Linked DNA regions of Mus musculus: region 1 is linked to region 2. The links are chromatin loops, found by intact Hi-C in ENCODE. Cell type or tissue: heart. All regions are shown on one strand.

The links. Hi-C counts contacts between places; a loop is a spot of excess contacts. Peaks named below come from ENCODE experiments on the same cell type or tissue, not always from the same donor. Only the 100,000 strongest peaks of a DNase experiment are listed, where the experiment ranks them.
Region 1: it touches region 2 in a loop (3-fold over the local background); 1 of 42 quality-filtered maps calls a loop at or near these places.

What each region holds. Positions count from the first base shown.
Region 1 is chr5:110,766,481-110,774,480 of GRCm38, reverse strand. It overlaps Ep400 (E1A binding protein p400), which reads left to right and starts at 3,764. Exons shown (of 52, transcript NM_029337.2): 1 at 3,764-3,989. It overlaps Pus1 (pseudouridine synthase 1), which reads left to right. Exons shown (of 6, transcript NM_019700.4): 6 at 502-814. The coding sequence ends at 549. Gm15559 (predicted gene 15559) reads right to left here and starts at 3,532. Exons shown (of 2, transcript NR_152254.1): 1 at 3,219-3,532. In heart, CTCF peaks have their summits at 3,445 and 3,762; a DNase peak (open chromatin) is centred at 3,760; H3K4me3 peaks cover 2,249 bases; H3K27ac peaks cover 1,853 bases.
Region 2 is chr5:110,650,309-110,658,308 of GRCm38, reverse strand. Noc4l (NOC4 like) reads left to right here and starts at 4,927. Exons shown (of 15, transcript NM_153570.2): 1 at 4,927-5,086; 2 at 5,178-5,298; 3 at 5,890-5,996; 4 at 6,523-6,630; 5 at 6,848-6,997; 6 at 7,098-7,197; 7 at 7,330-7,364; 8 at 7,725-7,775; 9 at 7,863-7,974. The coding sequence starts at 4,970. Ddx51 (DEAD box helicase 51) reads right to left here and starts at 4,858. Exons shown (of 15, transcript NM_027156.3): 1 at 4,521-4,858; 2 at 4,298-4,431; 3 at 3,691-3,841; 4 at 3,295-3,440; 5 at 3,146-3,217; 6 at 2,896-3,002; 7 at 2,636-2,744; 8 at 2,404-2,549; 9 at 2,077-2,269; 10 at 1,863-1,978; 11 at 1,668-1,784; 12 at 1,392-1,493; 13 at 1,158-1,221; 14 at 924-1,058; 1 more. The coding sequence starts at 4,821. The coding sequence ends at 702. In heart, a CTCF peak has its summit at 4,857; DNase peaks (open chromatin) are centred at 4,868 and 5,228; H3K4me3 peaks cover 2,401 bases; H3K27ac peaks cover 1,444 bases.

The DNA of each region.
Region 1 (8,000 bases), 120 kb before region 2:
GCGCACATATTAGCTGGGTAGGAGCTGAGTCGCAGAGAATCCCCAAAGCCATACAGTCCCTGGAGGGGTGGGCTACCTCCTGCTCCTACCCCACCCCTAGGCAAGGTTTACTCATGGGCTGGCATGGGGCTTCCAGCTGCTGAGCAGTGTATCTGGTTACCTCTAAAGGCATAGGCTGCTTGGGCCTGCTTGGTCAGCTTCAGTCTGTTCCTATTCCTCTAGTAGAGTACTTTTTTTTTTTTTCCCAAGATAGGTTTTCTCTGTGTAGCCCTGGCTGTCCTGGAACTCACTTTGTAGACCAGGCTGGCCTCGAACTCAGAAATCCTCCTGCCCCTGCCTCCCAAGTGCTGGGATTAAAGGAGTGTGCCCCACCAGTGCTTTTGCTCAGCAACAAGCACTTGGCACTGTACCCAGGATTCCTTCATTTTTCCCAAGGCCCACACATGGGAGTGCTTCCAGGTTAGGTCTCATGGTCCTTTTCCTGTTTGCCCTTTCCTACAGGTCCCCAGTTCCCTGGAGGGCAGTGAAGGGGATGGAGACACTGACTGAAACTGTAGATCCTGCCACTGCTGTGTGTGCTGAGGCTGGAATCTCTGCACCTGCCTGTCACTCAGGACGGGGGGGAGCCAAGAATTCGGGGGCTGGCTTGTGGATGTAGCCTGGCTTCATAACCTCAGGATATTAAATTCTCATCCCAGGAATCAGCTGCCGACTTTAGCCCATGCATCGTGTGTATACACCTTAGCATGAAAGGGCACTTTTTAAAAAAAGTGATTTTTTTTTTCCTATTAAATATGTTTTGCTTAGTGAATTATTCTTTGCCTATTTTCCTTTTCTGGCTGTGAGATGAGTGCAACACTGCTGTGTTCGGGATAGCTGAGGGGTAGGCACAGAAGGTCAGCACGGGGTGTGGTTGGCTGGGCAGGCAGTAGATGTAGCCACTAGCAGTCTGCTCCCGGCTGCTGCTGATACTCTCTTCCTTCCATCCGGACCTGTCCTTTGAGACCATCCCGGTTTTCTCTGAAGTGGCTACACTGGTGATTTCATGCTGCCTATTCTTGGGAGACCTCAAGGGGGACCGTGCGTCAGCAGCCCCCACCTTTATGCCCTAGTATTCTTCACCTCCTTCTGGGTCTCCTTTTTTTTTTTTTTTTTTTTTTTTGGTTTTTCGAGACAGGGTTTCTCTGTATGGCCCTGGCTGTCCTGGAACTTACTTTGTAGGCCAGGCTGGCCTCGAACTTAGAAATCCGCCTGCCTCTGCCTCCCGAGTGCTGGGATTAAAGGCGTGCGCCACCACGCCCGGCACTGGGTCTCCTTTCTTATGTGCTAACCATGTATCCCTCATCCCTGGACAGCCACGGCCACTTACTCAGCACTAGGTTTGGAATGCCCTTTCAGTCCACAGTGTACTCCTCCCAGACCTCTCTCGCCTTTTATGGGTGAAGGCATTCTCAGATCTCTAGCATAGTCAGTGTTATGGGGCCCTTAGACCTACACAGATGGCTTCATCCCATGACCTGCATTTTTGGTTTGTTCGGAATGGCGAGCAAGCAGTTTTAGAGGAGTAACAGCTCCGTGAGGCAGGGAGGGGTCATGTCCTCAAAATGGGTATTCCTTTTTTTTTTTTTTTTTTGCAGAGAAGTTGGGTTTGCTTTCCAGCAGCAATATAGTGGCTCCATACAATCTGTAACTCCAGTTCCAGATGATCCAACAGGCTGCATTCAGGCAGGCAAAACACTTATAGACAATTTATTTTGGCGGTTAGTGGGATGGCTTAGCAGTTACAAGTGCCTGCTGGTCTTACAGAGGGCCCAAGTTCAGTTCTCAACACCCGTGCTGTGCAGGTTATACCCACCTATAATTCTAGCTCTAGAGGACTCAGCCCTCTTTTCTGGCCTCTGAGGACACTCGTTCATGTATGCATATCCCACACTTAGACACACGTGCACACTCCTAATTAAACAAATAAAATCTTTTTTAAAAAAGTATGTGTGTGAGTGTGTGTACATGTAAGCTCCCTAATGTGGGTGCTAGGAACCTCATTTTTTTTTTTTGCAAAAGCAGCAGTGCTCAGAAACCCTTGTAAGTTTCTAAAAATTATAATGTGTGTGTGTGTTTGTGTGTATGTCATGTGTATGTGTGTGTGTCATGTGTATATGTGAATGCCTGTGGAAGCCAGAAGAGGTTGTCAGATCTGGAGCTAATTACAAATGGTTGTGAACCACCTGATGTGGGTTCCGAGAACTGAATTCAGGTCCTCTCATGGCTAAGCCAACTTTCCAGTTATCCTGGACTTTTTTTTTTTTTTTTAAAGATTTGTTTATTTCATGTATATGAGTACACTGTAGCTATCTTCAGACACACCAGAAGAGCATTGGGTCACATTACAGATGGTTGTGAGCCACCCTGTGGTTGCTGGGAATTAAACTCAGGACCTCTGGAGGAGCAGTCCGTGCTCTTAACTGCTGATCCATTTCACCAACCCCTATCTTGAGCTTTTAAAAAGATCCTTTATTTTAGAGTTTCATGCATGTATGTTTTGGTCATATCCACCTTCTCTTCATTTCCCCTTATTCCCTACAACTTCCACTGGCTCCTTCCTAACACATTTCCCTCCTGTTTTTTATTTTGAGATGGGGTCTCATGTATTCCAGGACAGCCTCAAACATGATGAATGGATGAAGCCAGCATGAACCCCAGATCTTGCTGCTTCAGCCTCAAGTTCTGGGATTATAGCAGTGGTTCTCAAACATTCTGATGCTGTGACTCTTTAATACAGCTCCTTATGTTGTGGTGACCCCCAACCATATTTCATTGGTACTTCATAACTGTAATTTTGCTACTGCTATAAGTTGTAATGGAAATAAATATCTGACATGCCGGATATCTTATATGTGACCCATAGGCTGAGATCCACTGAATTACAAGCTTGTGCCACGAAGCTCAGTTAATTTCTTCCTTTTTTTTATAGTGTTTTTAAAATTATAATCTTTTGTTGGGCAGTGGTGGTGCATGCCTTTATTTAATCCCAGCATTTGGGAGGCAGAGGCAGGTGGATTTCTGAGTTTGAGGCCAGCCTGGTCTGCAGAGTGAGTTCCAGGACAGCTAGGGCTGCACCGAGAAACCCTGTCTCAAAACAAAACAAAACAACAAAACAAAACAACAACAACAAAAAATATATATATAAAATCTTTTTCAAACTCGTACTACAATCTTACCTCCTCTTGGGTCGTGGTTTCTTTTGCATTTCTGTGATGTCTAATGATGCTGGATGTATTTTCAGACTTCTGCTCACTGCGCCTCAGGCGCCTTTTTGTTCATAGGGCTAGTCCCCTATTTCCCACGGAGGCGGAGCACACCCAGAGGATGCGATCAGGTCCGCTCGAGCTTTCCTAAACAGCCTCCCCCGCTGGAGCGAGTCGCCAGGTGGCGTAACTGAGTGAAACTCGGGGTCCGCCCCCAACTGACGAGGCCACGCCCCTTCCCGAGTCTACCGGAACTTCCCCGAGGCCTGAGGCTCCGCCTTGTACCCATGAGGCCACGCCCCAGCCCGCGTGCACCGCCTCAGCCCCCCCAGCCCTTCCCTGCGCGTGCGCCGACTCCCCTCGTCCTGTCCGAAGCGGTCCCGCCTCGTACGGATGAGGCCTTTCGGAGGCGGCCCTGAGGTGGCTCTCCGCTCTCCAAACTCCGCCCAACGCACCTCCTGCATACAGCTCCGCCCCTAACCGCCTGCTTAAGAAGCCGCTTCGGTCCTGCCTCCGCCGTCAGCAGCGCCTCAGCTTCAGGCGACCCCGCGCGGCTGCGAGCGGCCCTACAGGATAGGTACCGTTAGTCCCTCGCCGCGCGCCGTAGCACCGGCGCTGCTACTTCCTGTGCCCGTGGACCCGGATGTGCCGAGCGGCTGCGGCGCGCTCGAGCCTCCCGGCTGTCCTGACGCGGCGGAGCGCGGCTTTTGCTCGCGGTGCAAGCGAACGGGATAGCGTCAGCGGGTGAGAGGCGGGACGGTGGGTGGTAGGCGGCAACGGCGGCGTGCCGAGCGGTTGTGTTTAGCGGTGCTGCTGCTGCTGGCGTCGCGGCGGGCCCAGGCCGCGGCGGCGCTTTGTCGTGGGCGGGCGGGGCCGAGGGGCCGGGCGGCGCTGAGAGGGGACCGGTCGGTGGCTCGGCGCGTGGTCCGGCCTCAGCAAGGCCCTTCTCTGGTCAGCGCTCTCGAGTGCGCCGTTCTTTCTGGGCAGGCGCGCGGCCGTTTCCGAGCGCTCGGGAAGGCGGGGCTCTTAACGCCCGCGGCACCGTTGGTCCGCGGCGCGCGGGGCTTCCTTTCGCGACGTAGAGCCTTGAGCGGAGACAGAGCGGGAAGGACGCCGGGGATCTGGCAGAGCTCCCCGGGCCGGGGCTCGGAGGTGTACCATCAGCCGCCGAGCCGCTGTCTCCGCAGGTCTGTCCCTAGGTCCAGTATCCTGGAGCACCGCGACTTGGAATTGGGGGTTGCGCTCATCCCTGGCACTTGTCACTTGTGCTCTCGATTATACGTGTGGCAAAAACGGTCCTTGTTTTGTTTCGGTTTTGGTTTTGTTTCGCTTTTCCATTTTAAGTCAGGGTCTTACCCTGGAGCCTTGGCTGGCCTTTTAACTCGCCATTTAGACCAGGCTGGCCTTGAGCTCACGAAGATCCGCGATTCTTGTACCTGGGTGTGTGTGTGTGTGTGTGTGTGTGTGTGTGTGTGTGAGAGAGAGAGAGAGAGAAAATGAATGAATGAATATGAATTATACAATTTGGATGGCCACAAGGCAAACCACATGTTAACTTTAAATCTTCTTTTTACGTATTTAGGTTTTCTGAGACAAAAAGTCTCATGGAAGTCCGAATCAGCCTGGACTAGACTCATTAAGTAGTCCAAGCTGGTCTGTAATTCTTAGCAATCCAGATGCCTCCACCTTGATACTGGGTTTGCAGGTGTGAGACATCATGCCTGGCTGTTTTTATTTACTTGCCATTGAGAGGAATCTTTGTGTCCCAGGCTGGCCTCAGATCCTGGCCTCAGGTTATCTTCCTACCTCAGTCTCTTGCGTATCTGGGAGTGCTGGTTCCTGCTGCAGTGCCCAGCCCCCTCTAACCCCCTTAATTTATTTATATATTTTAAAAAACCCAAAAAAACAAAAAACACATGGTCTCACTGAGTAGTTCTGGCTGTCCTGAAACAGGCTGACCTCGAACTCAAAAGAGATCTACCTGCCTCTGCCACCTGAGTACTAAAGGATTGAAGGTCTACTCCACATCTTCCTCCCCACCAAATGTTTAAAATCTCAAGATAGCCTAATATCGAAAGTGTCATTATTTCCTTTTATTGTATTCTTCTAACTTTAAAAAAACGTTTGGCATTATCTAATGAAACTGTTTTAAGTTGTGTAGGTACCATGATCATCCAACAGTACAATAACTGCCTCATAATGTTGTTGATACTGTTGTCCCTGTGAGGCATTTACTGGTGTTTTGGCTTCTGTGTTGGGTTGCTCTTTGTGGCCCACTCAAGGTCATAACATAGCATTCCTCAGAATGGCTGTCTGTTGTTTTCTGGCCACCTTATTTACAACTACATAGTAACCTTTCCTTGGGTTAATCTTCCCCTCCAGTTAACTCTTTCAGCTCTCAGCTGCCTTGTATTCCTGGGTGGGAGGGAATTTTTTGTGTGCTCTCAGTCACCATTTCCTCCATTTTCTGTAGCATCTTTACTTAGCCTTTTGGTCATCGCCTCTCCAGTGATTAGGCGCCCCTGTTTCTGAAGGCTTTGTTCTGGCTGTCCATAAAATTAAAAAAAAAAATGTGTGTGTGTGTGTGTGTGTATGTGTATGTGTGTGTGTGATGTGTTTGTATATGTTTATATTCTGTGTGTGTATGTCTCTGTCTGCCTTGTGTGCCTGACGAGACAGGAGGGTGTCTGATCTTCTGGTGGTTATGAGCTACCCAGCATGGGTGTTGGGATTCAAACTCAGATCCTCTTGAAGAGCACATATGCTCTTGACTCCTGGGCTGTTTCTTCAACCCTGTTTTTTTTTTTTATTTTGTGTGTATAGGTGTTTTGCCTACATGTATATCTCTGTGCCACTTGGGTGCCTGATGCCCACAGAGGCCAGAAGAGGGAATCAGATACCCTGGAACTGGAGTTACAGAGGATTGTAAGTCACCATGTTGGTGGTGGGAATTAAACCCATGCCTTCTAGACGAGCAGGCAGTGCTCTTAACTGCTGAGCCATCTTTTTATTAGCCCCTGTCCATGAGTTTCTTGAGGCTGTTAGCAAACAAGTAGAAGCATTATCTTTTTTATTTGTATTTATTTATTTTTTTGGTTGGTGAGCCATAGGTGGCCTTGAACTATGTAGACCTATCCTCAACTTGAACCTGTGATCCTCTTGCCTCTGCCTTCTGAGTACTTCCATTATAGACAGGTATGTGCTGCCCTACTTGGCTGAACGCTTCATTTTTGATATGTTTAATTTTTGTTAATGTGTGTGGAACTGGGGATCAAATTCAAGTTCCTCCACATGCAAAGCAAGCACTTAACCACTGAGTTATCCATACCCCTTATTCTTAAACATTTGATGTTTTAACACCCTTAGTAAAGGGTGTTAGTTTTTGGTGTCTTTCAAATGAATTATTTGGGTATGGAAAGTGTTCTTGAACGTGGGTCTCAGGTTGAAGGAAGAATTTTGAAATGTGAGGGTTCTTTGTCGGGGAGGAGGAGAGAAGCTAGACCTCAGTGATTGGGTGATAGAAGACCTTTTAGTGTAGCTGCCACTGTTCTGCTTTGGAGGTTGAGCCCCAGTTGGGTTCTGGCTCTCATTGAGTTGTCTTTTATATAAGATGGAGACCAGTTAAGCAATACTGGCCATAGCAAGTGCTAACCCCAAAACCTGCTCTGTGTGGTGGGCCAGTGGGAGTTGTGATAAAACAGTTCACTGGTCAGGTAAGCCTTTCCCTTCATGATTTTCTGTGGCCATTTCTCTAAGTACCAATTCCACATGTTCTGGCTTTCAGGGAGTGTGTGTGTGTGTGTGTCTTGTAGAGGTTGAACTAAAATTAGAATTTATCAGGACACTGTGGTCCATGCTTGGGAAGCAGAAACAGGTTCATCTCTATGAGTTTGAGGCTAGCCAGGTGCTACATAGTGAAGTCATGTCTTGAAGGAAATATATAAAAATAAAGTTAGAATTTAAACTGAGTTAAATGGATTACTGGGGCATGTAAATTAAAATCATAGTTAGATGTTATCTCATCCCAGTTAAACTGACAGTTAACAAAAGACAGTAACATGTTGGCGAGCCTGTGATATATAGTTGGAATGTAAATTAATAGTGCTAAAGTGGATCCAGAATGGGAGAAACCAAAAATACTAAAAAGTGAAGCTACTTTTTTGACTGAGCAATCCCATTCTTAGGTATATATCCAAGGGAAATGTAGTCAGTATACAGAAGAGACACATGCACAACCTTGTTTCTTTCAGCACTGATCACAATATCCAAGATACAGAATCAACTTAGGTGGTCATCTGGGACTGAGTGGGAAAGGATGTGGTGTCTGTATGCATATACCCCAGTGGATGATTCAGTTATAAGGAGAATGAGGAGTTTAGAGACCGTTTGTAAAGTGAAATAAGCCATTATACAGTGCTGTAAGGAAATAATCAGAAGTAACTTAAGAGAGCACAGAGCTTGGGATGTAGTTAGAAGTGGAGGTACCACCTTCAAGGTCTACTCAGCAATCTACTTCTGCTAGCTAGGTAATATCTCCTGAAGATCCCAAAATCTCCTAAAACAGTGTTACCAGTTGGAGACCAGATGTTTATTAAACACATGGGTGTGGAAGGCATTTTAATATTTATAACATTCTGTCTTTGGTCCCATAGACTTAGGACATTTTATGATGCAGGATATATTCTCCAGCTATACACATCCCCATGGTTTTAGCCATCCCAGTACTGTTTAAAAGTTCAAAGAGTATTTTGAGAC
Region 2 (8,000 bases):
CCCCTTATCCAAGTTCCAAGGGCCTGAAGATAGTACCCGTAGCCTGTGCCTAGGTGTTCTGGGTTAGAGGAGTAGTTAAGTGGCTGTGTTGGAGCTATCGGGAATTTGTATAGGTTCAAGTGATCCATTTATTTTTTTCTGAATACAAATGAAAATGTTTATCTTTTTTGATACACTGACTTTTTAAAAACAGGCCTTCTTAAAAGCACAGGTAAGCGCTAATTCTCCTTGACTATATATATTCAGGGAAGGACTCTCACATCATTTAAGAACTTAAATGGGTGGGAGGCTAATTATAAAGTACAATCTTGAAGACTAGTAGCCAAGGAAGTATCTTCAAGGCTGCTGCCAACCTGTTCTTGGGCTCCAGTGACTTGCCTGGGGCAGGCTCGCCATAGCTTCTCTGTAGACAGGAGACGCTAACGTATAAGCACTTTGATCACCACAGTCCAGTCACCATAGTGTTTGCTCACACTCCAGAAGGCATCCTTCAGCTTCACCTGAGCTTATTTCCCAAGACCAACTGGACACCAGCAGTCCAACCCGAGAGCCATTACTTTTCAGGACGAGGCCACCATCTAGGCTGCATCAACCAAGACGACCAGATGCCCACGGCACTGGGGAGAAGGGTTGTTTCCACTGGAACCCCAAGGAACTTATCTTCTGTTCGCACGATCTTCCCTCCAGGGCCCTGTTCTCATCTAGGCTGCCTTCAGTTTCTGCTCCTCCTGTGGAGGGAAAACGAGCTTTGCACCATTTCATCCCTACTGCTAGCTACAGCCCCCTAGCCCTACACCTGAGAGACAACAGACATCATGCTAAAGGAGGCACCTCCCATGGCATGAGGCTGCTTCCTGCTTGCCTCCCTCTCCTGTGTGTGATGGCATTTCGAGGGCAGAGCCTCCACTTGCAGAAGGCCTCACCTTGACAGTTTTCTCCAACTGAGACAAGGCTGTCTCATAACGAGCAACCAGCGGCTGCAGGAGCTTCCTGGGGATCTCATGGTGTGTCAGCTCAGGCACCCCAGCTTCTGACACCATCTGAAGGAACTTCCTTTCCTGGAAGGGAGGCGTTTCATGGGAAGGAGTCTGATCAGGCCGGCATCTGTAGCAGCTTGGCTCTGCCCATGACGTCTGCTAAGAACTAAACAATCTTACCTGCACTTTCAAGAGAAGTGTGAATGCCTGTCCAGTTTTCCCGGCTCGAGCTGTTCTCCCGACCCTGAAACCGAGCACGAGTGTTTTTGGACAGTGGCTCCTGGCCCAGAGACCTGACAGGACAGTGCCTCTCTTGGCCATACTGTACATGACCATCATGCAGGGTGATCCTACATAGGATGACCAAGAATCCGTAATGTGGCCTATCAATGGCCACTGCCAAGTACCCCTTACCTGTGCACATAGGTCCTCAGATATTGTGGGGCATCGTAGTTGATCACCAGCTCCACACCCTGCACATCAATGCCTCGAGCAGTAGCATCTGTGCTGATAAGGCTGATGAAACACAGGCAGTAGGGCTGAGGGCCAGGAACAAACATCCACCCCTGTGCCTACTCCGCCAGGGTTAGTTCCAAGTCCCTCTTGGAAATCAGCTGCTCGGAAACTAGGGGGTCCCAACGACAACCCAACTCTATAGAGTAGGTCCTATCTTGTTTCCCTGGTACTCACAGCTGGATCTTTCCTTGTTCAAACTGCTTCAAGATTTTCTTCCTTTGGCCAGGCCCATAGCGGGAGGAGAATTCAGCCACACTCACACCCCCAAAAGCTTGTGCTAATAGGTACAGCCTGGGCAGAGAAGAAATAGAAGCCAGGTGTTACGAGAGTCTAGTGTACATTGGCTCCACCCACCTTAGTTCACCTTACCTGTGGGAGTTTTCTCGGGAGTTGGTGAAGCAAAGAGCCCTTGAGCAGCTCATCCTGAGGACCAGGTGTAAGACAATGAGTGGCTTCGAGCTGAGTCTACACGGCACATAGTGATGCTGTGGGAGATGGACAGCAGGCGCTAGCCAGGAGCCCTGGACCTAGGCACCAGCCTGCCCCCACACCCTAGCCTGCTCCACAGGTCCTCCTTGCTCACCGTGAGCCCCACGGGGAAGGTGTACTTCCCCGAGTTTTCATCCACCTCAGCTGTGTCTTTAGGACTTTGTTGTCCCAGCCTTGTGGAGAAAAGCCGTGGCTGGTAGAGGCCAAGGCGCTGCAGCTTCTCGGGGTCCTGGGTCAGTGTGGCTGAGAACAGTAGCTTCTGCAGAGGCATCTGGGGGACACAGGTGCTGGAAAAGGAAGGGCATGTAAGGGTGACAGATTTCCTTGTGCCACCCCGATCCCTGTTATAGACAGGGCCAGCCAGGGAGCTGAGAAAGAGAGCAGCACCTGGAGGAGCCGGCCCTCATGCAAGGCAGGGTACCTGGCAGCAGTCAGAGCCTGGGGCTGTGTCCTCTGGAGCAGGGCACAGGAACCCGTGGGGCCCTCACTGTAGAAGGCTGCCGCCACCACTCGTGGCAGCCAGGACTGGTGCATGCTGTCTATCATCCGGTCAGCCTCATCAATGATCTATAGCAGACAAGAGCCAGGGCTGGATGAAGACTCCCTGTCGAGATCACCCCAGCTAGAGGCTCAATGTCCAGACGGTGGCCTACCAGGAAGCGGAGCTGCTGGAGGCTGAATCCTGGAGTCTGGTCAATGTGGTCCACCAAGCGGCCAGGTGTGGCCACCACAATGTCGGCCAGGCAACGGAAACCATCTGCTCTGCAAACCACAGAGACTCAGAGGAAGGAAGCGCCTCCCGGGGCCATCTAACGCCAAGCTCGCATGTAAAGCACGGACACCACCCCAACCAAAGGACACCAGCTGGGCTGAGGAATGACCTCTTCAAGAGGCCACCGCCTGGCACACCTACGTCTTCTGGACAAGACTCTCCTGCTCCTTAGCCAGCGACTTCTGTCCAGTCACCAAGGCAACCCTCAGAGGCGTGGTGTCTGTGTAGATGTTGAATACTTTGCTCACCTGCAAAAGGAGTCCGTCACTGGCCTAAGGCAGACTAAGCAAAGACCCTTGAGTGTGACTCAGGAGGTCAAGAGGTAAGTAGCATGTATATGCAGGGCGACTAGAGATGGGGATACAGACTTCTGGACGCAGAGCTGTAATACCTGTTGGGCCAGCTCCTTAGTGGGAAGTACAACCAGTGCACGGATGTGGCAGACCACTCGATGCAACAGGGCCTGCAGAGACAGAGACCATCTGTGCCACTGGGACCCTCCCTGTTGTGCTACAGCGGGGAATCTGCCCTCATACTCACCTGTACCACGGGGATGACAAAGGCCAGTGTTTTCCCACTGCCCGTTGGGGCAGAGACGCAGAGGTCACTAGGTTGGTAGCCACCTCTGCCTATGAGAAACCCATGGTCAGCACTTTCGAGGAGGGCGGGAATCACAGCTGCCTGGACTGGAAGGAGAGAAGGAAAGGAGTGTGTCAAGTATAGGCCGTGTTATACCATTTCACCCAGGAATTCTCCCGGACAAAGATGCCACCAGGGCTGGAAAATTGTCAAGGACCTGAACCCAAGAATATGGAAGCTCGCTGATCTGATGTGTAGTGGGGACCCCTAAACCACAACCCTGACACTACAGCTCTAACAGCCCAGGGAAAGCTGCCTCGGGGAGTTCACCCCATCATTTGTCCAAGGCTTAGGCACCTGGAAAGTAGGAAGTGATGCCATTAGCTCTCAACTGCTTCTGCAGGTCAGGGTGAACCTCAGGGATGTCCTCAATGGGAGTGAGATCTTCGGTGACACTCTTTTTGACACAGCTTGGCTTAGCCAACCATGCTGGCAGGAAAGGCTGAACCTGAAAGCAAGAAGCAGCGCAAACGTCCCCCAGAAGGCTCCAGGCTTGTGGAGTCATTAGAAACCAGGAACTACAACATTAAGAGACCCTAACCAGTCTTTCTTCAACCCTTCACCACCTCCCACTCTGGCAACCTTTGGACAAGACACCCGGACCAGCAGACACCCTATCCTAGTGCACTAAACACAATCTGGATACTTTGCCTATAAGCCTACCAACCCAGCAAACTGTCTTCATGCACCAAGAAATGTTGCTTTCAACAGGGACAGCAAGGCACGCCACGGGGCTTATCCCAAAAGTTCTTATCCGTCTGGATTTCAGTTTCAAGAGTGTCCCATGCATACCTCCCACTTTCAGTAGTTAAGGTCACGTAACAAAACGAAATCCCCCCCACCCCCCGGCTAAGAACTGAAGAGTCCCGGGAGGACAAAAAGAACCGCGCACAGGCTCACTCACCTTCGGCGTCTTTCTTCTTGCAAAGTCCCCCAGCACCCGGCCTGGAGCCGGGGGTCTCTGGACATCCTCCTGAGGGTTCGCACCCGGGTCCTCTGCGCCGGCACTGAGCTCCTCCGGAGCCTCCTCACCTCTCCCTGAGCGACACAGCACAACGTAGGGGGATGTCAACCCAGCAGCACAGAGAGCCTCCATGCCCCGTCCACACTGCGCACTCACGGCCCACCTGCGTCCACGTCCTTGTCCGCTTTCCGCCGCTTCGCCCTAGGAGCCTCCGAGTTCGGAGTCGCCGAGCCGCTCACCCGACGCCGCCGTCGGGGCCGCCGTCGCCGCTTGCCTGCTGCTGCCGCTTCCCCTTCCCCGGCCGTTCCTGTGGTCTCGAGCTCCGGCTCCCGCTGCTGTCGCTCACGGGCTCTGTTCTGCAGCCGCTCGAGCAGCACTCGAGCCCGGCTGCCCGCCTCTGCGTCCGTATCCCCCTGCCCCGCGGCCTCTGGGCCCGCGTACCGCGCTATGTGGAACAGCGCCATAGCTGCCCCACGCCGCGGTTCCTCTCCGGCGCTCTTTGATGACGTACGCCGCCCCGCGACCTAGAGGCTCGGGTGACGTCACGGGCGCGACTCCGCTCGGCGCACACTTCGGTTTCCAGGAACCGGGAGCAGCATCGGCGGCGGCGGCATGGAGCGGCACCCAGCTTCGGCGAGCTCCAGGCAAGAGCTCGGCCGCCTCCTGGAGGCAGTGCTGACGAGTCGTGGCCAAGCGAACGCGGTGTTCGACATCTTGGCTGTGCTTCAGGTGAGCCGCAGGGGCGGACCTGGGGGCGGCCAGGTCAGTGGGAGTCGCGACGGGGCCGAGCGTCACCTTGTCGGGGCCTCCCCGTGTTCAGTCCGAGGAGCCCGAGGAAATCGAGGAAGGAGTGCGCACGTGCAGCCGACTCTTCGGTACCTTGCTGGAGCGGGAAGAGCTGTTCGTGGGCTCGCTGCCGAGCGAAGACACGGCCCTGGCAGGTGGGTGACCTGGAGGGCGTGGGGTACTCTCCGCTAGGCAGTTCCGGTGGGACGCCTTGTCAACTTAGGATGCACCCCCGAGCCAGGGCCTTGTCATAGACCATGCGATCTGGGAGGACGACGCAGTCACTCATTGTAGCTCAGGAAGCGAGTTGAGATCCGTATACTTGCCAGGACTGCGTGAATCCGTATACGTAGCCGTTTTCACTCACTCACACACACACACACACTCTCTCTCTCTCTCTCTCTCTCTCTCTCACACACACACACACACACACACACACACACACACACACACACACACACACACACCCATGTTTTATTTGCGCCATTTCCGAGTTTGATACTGTCTCTGTCCTAGTGGGGAGACCCAGGTTCTGAGGCAAAGCGAGAGGAACTACATTTCAATACCCCCTTCCCAGTTTGCAGGGCTCAGAAATCGTCTTTCCCAAGCCCCGGTCTGGCATCTTAAATAGTTTACAGCTGTGAAGATGAGAAACAGCCGGAAGATTGGGGCTGAGTTTGGGACCTTGGTCAGGCTTGGCACACATAAATATGAGTGTGAGTTAGCTCTCCTAACTCTGTCCCCAGGGTCCCAGGGAGCCACATACAAATACAAGGTGTGGATAAGACATCGATACCACAGCTGCTGTAACCGCCTAGAGGAACTCCTGGCCCATCCCACCTTCCAGGTCAAGGTGAGTCTTGAAGCCCTTAGCCCAGCTTTTCCTCTCATCTCTAAAGTACTTCACAGCACAGGGGTAGAGGCCTTTGATGCGAGCATCTCTTCCTTCACTTGTCTGAGAGACTTCTACCTAGACATCTTTATTGCTGTTCTTTTCCACTGTGTGCTGTGAATCATCCGGACCTAAAGACATGGAGTCTGTAACCCTAGTTCCAGGCAGCAGATCTGCTTTGTACATTGTCACATTTGTTGAGGCACCTCCAAAACTGGGGGGGACAAGGGAATAGTTAGGTGGCCTCCCCTGCAGGCCCACCCTGTGTACATGCCTCAAGCCAAGTTCTGTTAAGAGTTCTATCCCAGGTCACCATCGGCACACACATGTAACATGGAGCGAGATAAGCTGGGGTCTGGCCTCCTTTCTCTCCTGGTTTTTGGCCCGGTCCTAAGCTTGGTTGTGAGAGCTCCTCCCTGAGGCTAGAGGAGCTTTGGGGGCCTCCTGAAGGGTGGAGGCCTCACGCTCACTCTTCTCTGCATCCCAGGAACTGGCCCTCAAGACACTCATGAAGTTTGTGCAGCTGGAAGGAGCAAAACCACTGGAGAAGCCTCAGTGGGAAAGCCACTACCTCTTCCCCCGCACACTCTTCAGGGTGAGGCCTTGGTGGGACCTGGAGGACCGTGGTGGCCACCGCCTAAGGCCATCCCATGAGCCAGCAGACTGAACAGATAGCTGGGGGGATTATTCCTGTCTTGTCAGTTGAAGAGGAAATGGCAGACAACTTGGTGGTATGGGGCTTGCGCCATTCTCCTTGACCATGCTAGGACCACTCTGTGAGACAAGGTCATTCACCCTATCTCTGTCCCCAGGCAGTGGTAGGAGGCCTGCTCACACCAGAGGACGACCACAGCCTGCTTATCTCCCATTTCTGTGAGTACTTGGAATATGATGACATCCGGTACCACACAATGCAGGTGGCCACTAGCATCATGGCCCGGGCCACCAGCCAGCAACCTGAGGTAAACAACTGGGTCTCATCACCACCCTGTGTCCTAGCTCCTCAGGGAGGCAGGCAGGTGGCAGCAGCCTGGCCAGCTGCTTAGGCGAGGCTTCCTACAGGTGTCCCTCACCCTCTGGAACAATGCCTTCACATTGCTGTCTGCTGTGAGCCTACCCCTCCAAGAGTGTGAACTCACCAACTTCTATGTGAAGCATGCACGTGAGTTCTGGGCACGTTAAGGCCCACAGGAGCCTGCCCCCTCGTAGATAGGCTGCTGAACAGAGTCCCAGTCTATCAGTCTGGCTAGCCGCTGTCTTATAAGTTGATGACCTATCTTTGCTGTAATTACAGAGACATCAGACAAGTGGAAGGTCGTTCACTTGAAGGTGAGATGCTTTTAGACTTGAGGATTTCCTTGACATAGTCTTCTCCTCTCTGGGTAGATACAGACAATGCATGTACTCCACTGTCTCAAGAGGTGCCCCTTTGGACCTTTCTTAGCATAGGCTTCTCTCTGGGTAGATTACAGGCAACGTATGTACTCTACTCTCTCAAGCGATGCCCCTTATGTGTGTCGCTATGACCAGCTTCAGACCCAGTCCCTAACCTCTGTGTACCTCATCTCTCCTTGTGCTGGCTGAGACATGGCATTGCAGATTGCCCTAGGGCTGCCAGGGTAAAAGGTCCGAAAGGGCCAGGAGGGGCTGGGTGTGTCAGGATACATGTACCACCTGGTCCCGTTACAGGAGCACAAGAAAGCTTTCCAGGAGATGTGGCTTGGCTTCCTCAAGCACAAGGTAGAGTCTGGTGGGTGGGAATGCTGGGTTTGGGTGTGGGGAGTGGGGACAAGGGAAGCGCTTCCCTGACTAACACAATCTCTGCAGCTGCCCCTCAGCCTCTACAAGAAGGTGCTGGTGGCCATGCATGACTCCATCCTGCCCCACCTGGCCCAACCCACACTCATGATTGACTTCCTCACAAGTGCCTGTGATGTGGGTAAGTGGGACTTCACCTAGGCTGTT